2 separate regions of the Homo sapiens genome follow, and region 2 is linked to region 1. The links are chromatin loops, found by intact Hi-C in ENCODE. Cell type or tissue: endothelial cell of umbilical vein. All regions are shown on one strand. Each heading gives the region's core, and the rest is flanking DNA. Links, peaks and the distances in the headings are about the cores only.

What was found. A loop is a pair of places that touch in the nucleus more often than their neighbours do. Peaks named below come from ENCODE experiments on the same cell type or tissue, not always from the same donor. Only the 100,000 strongest peaks of a DNase experiment are listed, where the experiment ranks them.
Region 2: a loop joins it to region 1, with 17 times the contacts of the local background. A loop is called at or near these places in 10 of 110 quality-filtered maps.

The regions. Positions count from the first base shown.
Region 1 is chr15:77,494,818-77,498,900 of GRCh38, reverse strand. It overlaps a transcript of HMG20A not described here. Among named protein-coding and RNA genes, the nearest start is that of HMG20A, 76 kb to the right of the region's middle. RefSeq lists enhancers at 889-1,688, 1,760-2,054, 2,491-3,291. In endothelial cell of umbilical vein, for the core only: a CTCF peak has its summit at 1,898 (motif pointing right); DNase peaks (open chromatin) are centred at 1,990 and 2,940; H3K27ac peaks cover 2,200 bases.
Region 2 is chr15:76,971,217-76,975,299 of GRCh38, reverse strand. It overlaps LOC105370904 (a long non-coding RNA gene), which reads right to left and starts at 2,396. Exons shown (of 3, transcript XR_932492.2): 1 at 2,332-2,396; 2 at 1,369-1,545. In endothelial cell of umbilical vein, for the core only: a CTCF peak has its summit at 1,814 (motif pointing left); DNase peaks (open chromatin) are centred at 1,769 and 2,419; H3K4me3 peaks cover 292 bases.

The DNA of each region.
Region 1 (4,083 bases), core at 955-3,454:
GACTGATTAGTGGATTTTATAGTCCTATTCAAATCCCCAAGGTTTTAGTGGAGAGATGGAGATCCGAAGGGGTTAAGTGGCTTCCGAGGTGATGCTGAAGTGGCCCAGTTGGGAATAATAGGACGGTGTCTTTGTAGAACCCAGGAAAATGTTTTTCCACTATGAGATTGTTGTATGCCTTTTGAGATACATGGGGCAGATTAAAATCTTCATTTCACAGATGTGAAAAATGTCTCCAGGAGCTGAGGAGACCTGCTTCAGGCTGCACCAGTGCTAACAAGCGGCAGAACCGGATGTGAACCCCAGAGTTCCCATCTCCCACGGCATGCAGAACTTCTTCGGCTACCTGAGCTACAGGAACCCTGGGAAGCAGGGCCAGAGGTGCCTGGGGACTGCAGCCCACTGGGGTGGGCATGGGGAAAGAGGAATATCATTTCTGGTTCAAGTTGCTAGTTTTGCAGAGTGTAAAATTACTGCACAGGCCCCAGAGAATAAACAGAGTTAACACCCCATTAAATACAATGGACTTTCAACGTGAGCTCTAGACGTGCCTAGATTGAAACTAGCTGAGCAAGAGCTGGCCCGTGAGTAAAATGTATCACATGCACTCCCTTAATGCTTCCAAAGAGAAAAATCCAGCGCAGGGAGAAGAAAGTGCCGGCAGCAGCTCTGCAGGCTCAGGGCTGAGGATCCGGTAATGAAGTCTTTCTGGAAGGTAAGAAAGGGCTGTGTGCTGCATGCTATTTTTAAACATGCTGGAGCAGCACATGTATCCCTGGCCCACGCACTTTCTCCAGCAGAGGAGGGGCCTGGGGGATGCAGCCAGGAATTTAGATGCTATTTATTGTATTTCCTTTTATCAGTCAAATGATTTTCCTATTTCCCACCTAGATAAAGATCTTCCACTTACAGCTCCAGCTTGTTGACCTTGTCAGGACTGCTGTGCAGCCTGAAAATTGGTCCCAGAGAGAGAAGGGCATTGTTTTTAGGGGGTTGCTTGGCGGGTTGGGTTTTTCTTCTCCCAGCAGGGAAGAGATTGGTTTACAAAAAAAAAAAAAAAAATTAAAAATCTTCCAGAAAACAAAAACTGATTGTTTTGTGCCTTTTTGCAGAACTGAAAGGCTGTCCAAGTATAGTTCACCAGCCATCCCCCTTGCATCCCCCTAATATCTCCACCCTACGTTTCACCAACACACACACACACACACACACACACACTCTCTCTCTCTCTCTCTCTCTCTCTCTATTAATATCTCTTTCTTTCTCCTGCAGCAGCAAGCCTGGCCCTGGCCCCAGACCCACTGCTGTGCTGCTGTCTTGGCAGGCAGCAGGGCAGAGGGGGGTGGCAGCTCTGTCTAAGCTTGTAAGCTGAGCCAGTCTCTTGGCTGTGCCAGCTCTGAGGCCCCTTAGAGATGCCAGTATGCCTGAGTGGGAGCAGTTGCAGCTTCCACTCGGCTGGAAGCTTTGGAGCCAGCCAGGCCTCCAGAAGCTGCATTCTCAGGCAAGGGTATGGCCCGAGGGCTGCTAATCAGCAGGAGGCCTCCTCTTGGGCAAGCTGCCCTCATTGTCTCGCCTTGCCTAGGCCTGCTGGCCAGGTTCACAGGCCAGAGACAGTGCCACTCTTCCTCACCTTCTCGGGAACGGGACCAGCAGATGCTGTGGGAGGCTGGGGTTTTATTGTAAATCCTCATGATTTCTGGCTCATTTAGAGCCACGAAACACAAAGAGAGCCAGCTAGAAGGAGGGAATCCAGCCCCTTGCAGGTTCATCATTTGAACAGCAAGGAGCTGCAGGCCCCTTCCACACTTGCGAGGGTCGGCTATGGATTGTAACAGAGCTGCCGGCTTTCAGGAACCCCAGGTTCTTTCCCACCATTGCAGTGTTTCCTAGCCGGGACAGCAGAGGGCGCCAGCTCTCCTGCCAGCACTGGGTCCCGGGCCGTCCTCCCGCACATCTGGAAATGGGCTCTATCACTCTCTTGCGAAATAAGGCCAGGGATCTGTCTGTGTCGGATGAATTGGCACCCGAGTGAGCACGCATACACATCAAGAATTCCACTTTCTCATTACTTCTATTTCTCCCTCAAGAGCACTTGTGGAATGTGGGGAATTTGCCTTGCCAAGGCGGCCAACACATCTGAGTCTTGGGCTTGGTCAGGCCTCGGTGGAGCGCTTGGCGGGACCACCTCTGGTCTGAAGACTTTGCCCTTCCCTCCGACATGCAGAGAGGGGGAAAAAGTAAACGGGAGGACAGGACCTCCCAGATCTTTTCCCCTGGGGAAGAAAACTAAAAATGTTTGGTCCTGACCTTCCGGGCCCTCCTGAAGAAAGCAAATGTCCCACATTAACAGGTCCTTGAGAAAGAAGATATAATTCCAAGAAAGCATTTTCTTAAATTACAAGTGATCAGAAATACCAAAGGTATGTGCAAACAATGGAGATGGAAAAGGAGAAACTGGATGGAGGAGGGCAGAGCTGAAGCCAACCCAGGGGCCTGGTTGCTGTTCTGAGGCTGCTTCCTAGACTTCTGAAAGCTGCATGCATTTAAATGTCCACATTTTCTCGCAGAAGCCAGCAATCGGTACTTCCCTTGGCCAAACAACACATCAGTCTAATATGGTGTGGGAGAAATATGTTACATTCTTTTATGAACAGAATGTTAACATCACCTAGAATCAATATTTATATCCAAGAACACAATGAACTGGCTTGTTTTGTGCTGCATGGGTTTAAGACAGGGACATTTGGGAAGAGTAGGGAGGCCGCCCCTCCTCCCACCCAGAAAGGCAGACCCGGGCAAGCAGGCTGAGGCTCCGGCATCTTCCAAAGGGTTTCTGCCTGGGAGACCATGCTCGGCTCCCTTCCTCCCTCACAGTCCTTTGTCTCCTGGGATTGCAAGAGGAAGCCAGAAGCAGCCAGTGGGGCAGGAATTTGTGGCGAGGTTCAGGACGTGAGGCAGCATCCTGTCTGCAGGACAGCCACCTACCATTCGTGAGGGCTGCAGTGGGGGAAGGAGGGTCAGGACATGCATCCCAGCATTTCCTACTGCAGATCAAAGTAGGGGCGGACACAACTTTACACAAGTCCTTGGATGAGGGGCTTCTAGGGGATGAAAAACTAGGAATAAGGGGGGATGACACTTCTCTTTCATGCTGCTATTTTTTGGCCAGGCAATTGTCCTCATTTGAGGCAGCCATTACAACAGAGATGGAAGCTGAGGTCTCCTGGCCTTGGAGTGCTGCATATTCTTCCAGAGGCTTTTGGGACACTCTATCTAACTCCTTAGGCTGGTTTCTTCCTTGATGCCGTTTTCCACTTTACTGCCTTTTTTTGTTGTTGTTCTTTATTTTTTTGAGATGGAGTCTTGCTGTGATGCCCAGGCTGGAGTGCAATGGCACAATCTCAGCTCACTACAACCTCTGCTTTCTGGGTTCAAGCGATTCTCTTGCCTCAGCCTCCCGAGTAGCTGGGACTACAAGGCATGTGCCACCACACCCAGCAAATTTTTGTATTTTTAGTAGAGACAGGATTTCACTATATTGGCCAGGCTGGTCTCGAACGCCTGACCTCAAGTGATCCACCCGCCTCAGCCTCCCAAAGTGCTGGGATTTCAGGCGTGAGCCACCACGCCTGCTGGCTTTACTGCCTTTGGAAGCTACTGGGCCTGCAGCCTGGAGTCAGCTGCTTGCTCCTTGCATGTACAATCCTTACCTAATTAGAAAAATAAAAACAAACAAAAGCCTTTCCCCCTTTCCCAGAAGATTTAAGGTTTGCCTGCAACAGACCATCTACAAATGTGAGACTTCTCTTCACCTAAGCAGACTGGATTGGGGCCTCATTTTGCAGAGCAAGCAGGCCTACTTCATTTTCAGATTCGATGCTGAAGGTCACCACTTTCAACCGTAGCACTTGTCTCTCATTAAATGTCTGGAGCTCATTATGATATATCTTGCAGAAAAGTCTTTGCTGCTTTAATAGGCATGATCTTTAGAAAAGATCCCTTGGCTTATGTGTAAGATTGAGGCATGATTAATCTTGGCCCCATTTAGTTGTGGGTCACCAGTGTTCAGGCTAGAGTGAGACC
Region 2 (4,083 bases), core at 839-3,338, 520 kb after region 1:
GTGGATGAGGTGTCAGAGCAGGGGGGGTCCTAGTGCTGCCCAGGAATGGCGGGCACAGAGTGGGAGCCTGCAGAGCCTGCTGAATGCAAGGCTGGCTGACTGAATAAGGGGCTGTTTCACTACCCAGAGGGATGCAGGAGGGTGGCAGGGAGGGGGGTTGAAGGAGAGAAAGATAACTGAGCAGAGGTGTGGCAGAGGGATGAGGACCCACAGTTTGACATACGTGCAGGATGCACCTCTGAAAGGATAAATAAAGCTGTAAAAATTCAGTAAGGCCACATTTTTGTACCACTTTAAATGCCAAGCCAAGTATTTTCAAAGATTCTCTGCAGATGAAGGCTGCTGTTATAAAATATGGTTTAGAAGCATTAATTTGGCAGCAACACAGTAACTAATCAGAGAAACAACGGCAGCCCCTGGTGGATATGTGGGCAGGGTGAGCCGGAGGCAGGGAGGCAAATGAGGATGCTGGAGAGGCTGGGCCAGGGCCAGCCAGGGACAATGGGAAGGGAAGAGCTGGTGGGTGACAGGGGCTGGTGTCTGACATCGCCTTCCTCTGATCCAACAGCTTGGCCTCCCTGCTGGCCAGCCTCAGCCCCACCCCATCAGAGGGTCAGCCCTGACCCAAGAGGAGAATAAGAAGGCAGCCAGCAGCCAGTCTCACAAGCATTGCTGGTGGTCAGCTTCCTCTCTGGATGAAGCACATTAACATGGTGAAGCTCCTGGCATGCCCCCTGGCATACAGGACCACTCAGCCCCTAGACCCGGGCTTATATCTTTCAGACCCATAAGTGCCACTTCATCTGGATGTGGGACTCTTCCTCCAGCCTGCCAGAGCTGGAGTTAGGACCCTGAACCCCAAGCTGAGCTACATATGGCCCTGATGCCAGGAGCCACCCGGACCTCCTTGTGGGCCTGTGTCTGTCCTCCTCGTTCTTACTGCAGTTAACAATGCTGTATTTGCTTACTTGATTTTTGTCTCTGATATCCTCCAATGTCAGCTCTTCGACACTAAGACCCACACATCACTTGTTCACAATTATATCCTTCAACTAGCATGGTACCTGACACCTACAGATATCAAAAATGGTTGTGGGATGAACGAGTGACTGTTACCCTCATAGTGGGTGCCCTTACCCAGCCAGGGGTCATGCTTATTTCCTAAGGGTCTGCCACCCCCTCCACCTCCACTCTAGGTTGCCTCAGAGGCACTCACACCCCCATGGGGTCTTACTCACCTCCCCACTCTCCTACCCTAATCTCACTGGACTTGTCCCAGGCTGTCCTTAACCATCAGAGTCATGCCATGGGTTAAGGGCCTAAAGGACAAATAAAAGTCCCTCCCCACCCCATCCTCCCACTACTTACTGTGTGGTGGTGTCTATTATACAGAGAAGTCGTGGTTGTGTCTTTCTGAGATAGGGCCATCCTGGGGGCCACCAAGGAAGGCCCCTGCTCCCCTGCTAGAAGGAGGTAGGAAATGGAACTTCTGGGCCAGGCAGGGTAGAGGAGAGCTCAATCCCTCTTGGTCTGCATTTGGAAAATCTGGAAGAATAGAAGAAACTTCTGGAGCCAGGGGAGAAAGATGGCACTGAGATCAAGGCAGGAGACACCCAAGCTCTGCCCCAAAAGAGTTTTCCAGGTTTGGGTGCTGCCGGGAACAATTTCCATTGTTCTTCCCCAAGCCTTTATCTGAATGGTCTTTACCACCCCCACTGGGCTCTGAGCTGTCGCCTGGCAGCTGCCGTTGGTTCAGGCTGATTCTTGGATGCTGGAGGAACAGCGCCTCCTAGAGCCCAGGAAGGTGGAGCAGCAGAAGTCAGCAAAAGCCCCCTAGACCCCCTGTGTCAGGGCTGCTTGAAGAGCCTGGTGTCACAGCCAGTCTGGACATTTCTGAATTTTATTTAGCCCAAGAAGCCTGAGCTTCCTATGGTGGCTTCAGTCCAGCAGTTAGTGATGCTGTTCCCCTCAGACCCACCCCAGGTGCAGGGGCAGGTGCAGCGATCAAGGAGGCACCACCTCATCCCAGGGTGTCCCTGCTCAAGTCTTCTGCCTGCCCCGCCCTGCCCCAGGCCTCCTCAGTCTTGAGACAAGAGGTGGCTGCTCCCTACCCCGAGCTATGCAGAAGGGGCAAGCTTGGTGTGCAGGACTTTCCAGCGAGTCCTTCGGAGTTGCTGGACCGCTTAACTGGACCTCGAGATAACTTCTCCCAGAGCAGATGGGTGGGGACTGGCGGCTCCTTAGCTGTAACCTTCCTACCCCAAATCCTGTTGTTTCGAGAGTTAATTCTGGAGCCACAGGGAGGATGGGAGGCATTATTGCCCTTCATACCTCCAGAAGTTCTCTTTCAGGCACAGGAAAGGGGTTTTGGCATCTGCCGTGCTTGCAGTTTTCCAGACTGAAACGTCTGTATCAGTCTTATGACTCAGAAATTCTGTTCCTGTGCCTATGAGGAGGGAGCGAGGGGCGGCGGGAGAGTCCGCCGGCCCGGGAGTAGATAAGGAAAGTGGGGTTGCTGCACTGCAAGTACACGCATTATGGATATAATGGATATATCTTAAAATCAAAGTGTTTAATGAGAAAAGTAGGAAACCAAGTGAGATTTTTATAACATAATGCCATTCCTGTAGTTAAAAATACATGCATAGACACGTGCTTATTTTTAGCACTGTGTTATTGCCTCTGGTGTTAATAAAATGAACACATGACTCTCTGGCACCTGTATGGAAAAGACTTAAAATACTTATTTTTAGGATATGAGGTGAACATGTTTTTGTCCAAAATCTGGACATTAACTTCATAGGCAAAGACGATTACATAACATCTCTCTTATGTTAAGGACTTTTTAATCTGGAACTTCTGCATAGTCACATAGCTGGAAGGAATTTCGGTGGTATTTTCAATAATTCAGTACTATTTTTTAAATGTGCTTGAAAATTCTATAAATTGACTTAGGAATACTATACTTAACTGGGAATGTAAGTATACATACTATATTTTTACATATGTATATCCACGATATATTTTGCTCCCCAAATTATTTTTCATCTTCACATTGCATTGGCCCTGAGTTTGAAATAACAAGCTTATTCTAAGCAGAGAGGAAACTGGTGAAGGAAGATGATTTTGAAGAGAGTTTTGAGAAGTATTTATGTTTCTTCTCCCTTTAAAACTCTTGAAAATAATCATAGCCACAATATCCCACTTAAAAACAATTGACAATAATTTTAATATAATCAAATATTCAGCCAGTGTTCAAATTTCTAATTGTGTTTCATATGTCACCAAAAAATTATTTTATTCTGTTCAGATTGTTTGAATCTTGATCTAAATAAGTTTTGCAGGTTGTGATTCTTTTAACTATCAGTTTCCTTTACATGTCTGTCTGTTTTTCTTTACAGCCTATTTGTTTAAGAAACTAGATAATAAGGCCCAGTGCAGTGGCTCACACCTGTAATCCCAGAAATTGGTAGGCCGAGGAGGGTGGATCACTTGAGCCCAGGAGTTTGAGACCAGCATGGGCAACATAGCAAAACCCTGTCTCTGCCAAAAAACAAAACCAAAAATTAGCCAGGTATGGTGGTGTGCACCTGTAGTCCCAGCTCCTCAGGGGGGCTGAGGCAGGAGGATCACTTGAGTCTGGGAGATTGAGGCTGCAGTGAGCTGTGATCATGCTGCTGCACTCCAGCATGGGTGACAGACGAGACCCTGTCTCAAAAACAAAGAAAAGAAAAGAGAAAGAAAGAAACTAGATCATTTATCCTGTAGAGCTTCCCACAGTATAGAATGACTGATTGCATATCCATTGTGTCCTTTAATATTTTCTTCTATCTCCTGTATTTCCTGTAAATTGCCATTTGAATCTAGATTCAGGTCCAATTTTTTGGCAAGAATACTTCATAGGAGGCCTATGAGGTCTGGTTATCTCAATTTGTGATATTAGCAGACATTGCTGATCAGTGCCACTATCCATTAATTAGGGATTGCCACATGGCAATATTCTAATTCTACCATTTCTTCTTGATTTACGAGCTGAATTACTTCTATAAAGAGAAACGTCTCCTTATCTACTATTTGGTTACC